Regions from separate parts of the Homo sapiens genome. Here region 2 is linked to region 1. A link is an interaction called in ENCODE POLR2A ChIA-PET data of the cell type or tissue named here. Cell type or tissue: Panc1. All regions are shown on one strand.

Region 1 (2,500 bases):
AGGCAGTCTGTCTGGGAAAAGCCAGGAAGCTCGCCATGAAGGCATCGCCCTCTGCTTTTAACTTTTTTAGGCTCTGTTACCTCTGCACTGGCTTGAGTATTTCCTGGCTCAATTGTTTCTCAGGCTGGCCTTGAGTCCTTAGATGTTATTTGTGTGCCTAGAAATAGCTGGAAGAAAAATGGTTGTAATGCTTTGCATTGCTCACTGCTCTCCATGGATGGAAATTCTGTGAGGGAAAGAGGGCTTTCCACCCAGAAAAAGAGCTGGGCAGCGTAGACTTCATTGTCCTGCTGGCCTGTCATGTTATTCTGCTATACTACAGCGATTAGGATGAGAGAGTTTCTCGCTCTCCCTGGGTGTGCCACCTAAGGTACATTAGGGTAGGGACGAACATGGCGGGAGTTCTCATAGTGGGCTTTCCTGCCAGACGTATGGCCCACACAGCAGTATTTCTTACATGTGGTTCTTTTTTTTTTTTTTTTTTTTGAGACGGAGTCTTTCTCTGTCGCCTAGGCTGGAGTACAGTGGCGTGATATCGGCTTACTGCAACCTCCACCTCCCAGGTTCAAGCAATTCTCCTGCCTCAGCCTCCTGAGTAGCTGGGACCACAGATGCATGCCACCACACCTGGCTAATTTTTGTATTTTTAGTAGAGACGTGGTTTCTCCATGTTGGCCAGGCTGGTCTTGAACTCCTGACCTCAAGTGACCCACTCGCCTTGGCTTCCCAAAGTGTTGGGATTACAGGTGTGAGCTACCACACCCTGCCAAGGTTCTATTATTTGATCTATGTTCTTTGTTTGTTTGTTTGTTTGTTTTGAGATGGAGTTTCGCTCTTGTTGCCCAGGCTGGAGTGTAATGGCACGATCTCGGCTCACCGCAACCTCTGTCTCCCGGGTTCAAGCAATTCTCCTGCCTCAGCCTCCTGAGTAGCTGGGATAACAGGCATGTGCCACCACACCCGGCTAATTTTGTATTTTTAGTAGAGACGGGGTTTCTCCATGTTGGTCAGGCTGGTCTCAAACTCCTGAACTCAAGTGATCCACCTGCCTTGGCCTCCCAAAGTGTTGGGATTACAGGCGTGAGCCACCATGCCCGGCCCCTGTAACCATTTTTAAGTGATTGATCATCTCAGCATGATTGATGGAGATGATGGGGTTGGCCATCCATTCTTTTTTTTTTTTTTTTTTGGAGACAGTCTCACTCTGTCTCCAAGGCTGGAGTGCAGTGGCACAATCTTGGCTCACTACAACCTCTGCCTCCTGGGTTCAAGCGATTCTTCTGCCTCAGCTTCCCAATTAGCTGAGATTACATGCATGCACCACCATGCCTGGCCAGTTTTTGTGTTTTTAATAGAGACAGGGTTTTATCATGTTGGCCAGGCTGGTCTCAAGCCCCTGACCTCAGGTGATCCCCCCACCTCAGCCTCCCAAAGTGCTAGGATTACAGGCATGAGCCACCACACCCGGCCTATTCATCATTTATTGAGCATTTATTTATACCCACTATGTGCCGTAAACAAGGTGCTGAGTAATGAGATGTGAACAGAATAGTCCTTCTTCTTGTCCTCATGGAGCACACAGCCTAGTCGGGGACAATAGGCATTAAAAAATACCAACAATGAAAACCCAAGACATACATAGAGTGTTCCAAATTGTGGTTTTATTTTTTATATATATATATTCATATATATTTATATATATTTATATATATATTCATATATATTTATATATATGAATATATATTTATATATATTCATATATACTTATATATATTTATATATACTTATATATATTTATATATATTCATATATATTTATATATATTCATATATATTCATTTATATTTATATATATTCATATATATTTATATATATTTATATATTTATATATATTATATATATTTATATATTTATATATATTATATATATTTATATATTTATATATTTATATATACTTATATATATTTATATATTTATATATATTTTTATATATATATATTTATATATGTATAATTTTTTTTTTTTTTTTTTTTGTGATGGAGTCTCTATCACCCAGGCTGGAGTGCAGTAGCGTGATCTCAGCTCACTGCAACCTCTGCCTCCCAGGTTCAAGCAATTCTCTGCCTCAGCCTCCTGAGTAGCTGGGATTACAGGTGCCTGCCACCACGTCCGGCTAATTTTTGTATTTTTAGTAGAGATGGGATTTCACCATCTTGGCCAGGCTGGTCTTGAACTCCTGACCTTGTGATCTACCCGCCTCGGCCTCCCAAAGTGCTGGGATTACAGGCGTGAGCCACTGCGCCCGGTGTGATTATTTTTATGAAGGAAAAGACCAGAGTCCTTTAAGAGGGGACAGTGGGGGACTTGCAATAGATTGTGTGGGAGCTGTCAGGGGAGACTTTCCAAGATGATGACAGTGAAGTGAGGCCTGGAGGGAGAGTTAGAGCCAACCTCAGAGAAGGGAACACTGTTCTAGGCAGGAGGACCCAGGGTTGTGGGAA
Region 2 (2,500 bases), 77 kb before region 1:
TATCTATCTATCTATCTATCTATCTATCTATCTATAAAATAGGCCGGGTGTGGTGGCTGACAGCTGTAATCCCAGCACTTTGGGAGGCCAAGGCGGGTGAATCACCCCAGGTCAAGAGTTCAAGACCATCCAGCCTGATGAACATGGTGAAACCCCGTCTCTACTGAAAATACAAAAATTAGCCAGCTGTGGTGGCGCATGCCTGTAATCCCAGCTACTTGGGAGGCCGAGGCAGGAGAATCGCGTGAACCCGGGAGGTGGAGGTTGCAGTGAGCCGGGATCGCACCACTGCACTCCAGCCTGGGCAACAAGAGTGAAACTCCGTCTTAAATAAATAAATAAATAAAAATAAAATAAAAAATAAATCCTGGGGCAAAGAAGGGGATCTATCTGAACTGAAATTTGGAAGATGTTTCCCCTCCAGGACTTCACACTCTGACTCAGGAGTTCTCGGAGCCCATCTGATGAATGTCATGATGGAGGCTGGGGGGCAGTGATGTGGAGTTTGGATGGAGGGGCTTACCTGATCCGAGCCTAGAGCCCACACCTGCACTCCATGCTTCCAGAAGGCCTGAAGCTGACCTCCAACCATAGCTGGGGAGAAAGCAATGCCCGTTACCCTTGGGGATCACTTGAGTTTCCACCCCTGATCCTGGGCTCTCCCGTCCCTGCACAGACCCACGGCCTCCACCGCTTCGGTCATGGGGATCTCAGGTGTGCGAAGTCCCCGGACTGGGGACCCCTCCGGGGTCACCAGCTTCACAGAGCCTGGAAGGAGATAGACGGTTTTAAGAACTGTGAGCAAGGCTTAGAGGGTTACTAAGGGACCAATCCATAAATTCAGTGTGAAAGCTATGTAGGACAGGGGCAAGGCCCAGAGGGGCTCAGGGGGTTCTGAGAAGCACAAGTTCGGAGGCAGAGATCTAGGGACTGCAGCTGGAGGGGTGGGGAGGAAGGGGAGGAAGGAGGGTTCTCACCATCCATCAACACCATCACCATATCTTCCTCTACCTGGGTCACCTGCACGGGTCCCCTGTGCTCTGTTTGGGGGGAGTGGGTTAAGGATTGACCCCACCCCATTCCCCTTTCCCCACACCACCCCCAGAAGGCCAGTACCTGTGCTTTAGCCACCGCCTCAGTTCACAAGCAAGTGGGCTAAACCCCGCCCACCATCCCGGTCCCACCCCATCATCAATCTCCCCAGTTAACTAAAACCTGCCATTCTCCCTTCTCCGCCCTTCCAGCCCTTTCTCAGTCCCGTAGTGCCTCAGGCTAAGCGAAGCCCCGCCTCCAGCTCCGCCCCTCCGGATCTGATAAGCCCCGCCCTCAGCAAGACTCCGCCCCACTCACCGGTGCTCATCTCGCCCAGCCAGCAAGAGAGCGCGCCAAAGCGCACCGTGTGGAAGAGCACCGACTTCCCCGGCCGCCCGGGGCTCACGCCGATGCACACAGCGGGCAGCTCAGAGCCTGGCCCGGTCAGCAGCGCGAACACGGACAGAGGCGTCGGCAGTGGGAACAGCACCTGCTGCGGGCCGCACAGGGAGGGGCGGGCTAGGGGGTGGTTCAGGACGGGGCCTCAGGGGGCGTGGCTTGTAGCTGGCCTGGGACTTCCGAACCAGGGCCCTAAGTCTTGGGGGATGCCGTCTAGAAATGTCAGGGGATAAGGCCTGGTGCCTCCGCGGGAACGGGGGTCGTGACCTCCGAGTGGGTGTGGCTTCCATGTGGGGGCATGCCACCTTGGCGGCAGACGGGCAGGGCCCCAAAGATAGCAAAACCTGCTTAGACACTCAAAGAGACAGGCTCTAAATGGGCTCTACTAGGACACCCAGGGAGTGGCAGCATTGAGCCTGAGGAATAATTAGGCCCAGGTGTGAGGGGCGGCGCTTAAGGATCAGGATGGCTTCAGAAGGACGAGGCTCCAAGCGCAGACCGCAGGTGGGCGGGGCCTCGGGAGATTGGGGCGGGGCCTCGACGGAGGTGGGGCTTCATGGAGCTCTTGATAGAAGCGCAAAGGGTGCAAGGCCTTAGCCACCCACTCCTCAGAGTTCCCAGCACCCTCCCAAGCCCCTTACCCGGACAAGCAGGAATTTGTTCATGGGCTGGTACCACTGAAGCAGGACAACGGACGTCTCCAATGCACCGCACAGGAACGGGCCCCCAGAGCTCGCACCCTCCGCTGTGGCATGGGCAAGGATGAGTCAAGATCAATGCCCTCTATCCTCCTCGCCACCCACACTACCACCCATCTTCTGGGTTCTGGACACATTGCCTTAACTCTGTAACCTTCTCAGGTGGATGCAGTTCAAGCCCCTCCTCTGGCCTGGCCCCGCCCACTCTCTGCACACCCGTGAAGCTCTCTCTCACCCACACAGCACGCCCGGCAGCCTTTGGTGTCCTGGATCTTGGTGGAAACCATGTTCTTCCTGGAGAATAGGTAGGTGTGAAGGGGGGTAGGACAGCAGGAGGCAGAGGGGCATGGGAGGAATTATAAGGCTGTGTG

What was found. ChIA-PET counts read pairs that join two places held together with the same protein. Peaks named below come from ENCODE experiments on the same cell type or tissue, not always from the same donor. Only the 100,000 strongest peaks of a DNase experiment are listed, where the experiment ranks them.
Region 2: POLR2A ChIA-PET joins it to region 1 with 15 read pairs; 3 of 35 experiments call an interaction of 5 or more read pairs at or near these places.

What each region holds. Positions count from the first base shown.
Region 1 is chr19:38,671,773-38,674,272 of GRCh38, forward strand. All of the region lies in intron 1 of ACTN4 (actinin alpha 4), which reads left to right. Among named protein-coding and RNA genes, the nearest start is that of ACTN4, 25 kb to the left of the region's middle. In Panc1, no CTCF peak of the experiment used is centred here; no DNase peak of the experiment used is centred here; H3K27ac peaks cover 1,680 bases.
Region 2 is chr19:38,594,962-38,597,461 of GRCh38, forward strand. MAP4K1 (mitogen-activated protein kinase kinase kinase kinase 1) reads right to left here. Exons shown (of 31, transcript NM_001042600.3): 24 at 2,365-2,423; 25 at 2,073-2,176; 26 at 1,351-1,525; 27 at 978-1,040; 28 at 679-768; 29 at 524-594. MAP4K1-AS1 (MAP4K1 antisense RNA 1) reads left to right here and starts at 1,386. Exons shown (of 3, transcript NR_134907.1): 1 at 1,386-1,475; 2 at 2,292-2,434. RefSeq lists an enhancer at 1,773-2,273. In Panc1, no CTCF peak of the experiment used is centred here; DNase peaks (open chromatin) are centred at 1,330 and 1,781; H3K4me3 peaks cover 846 bases.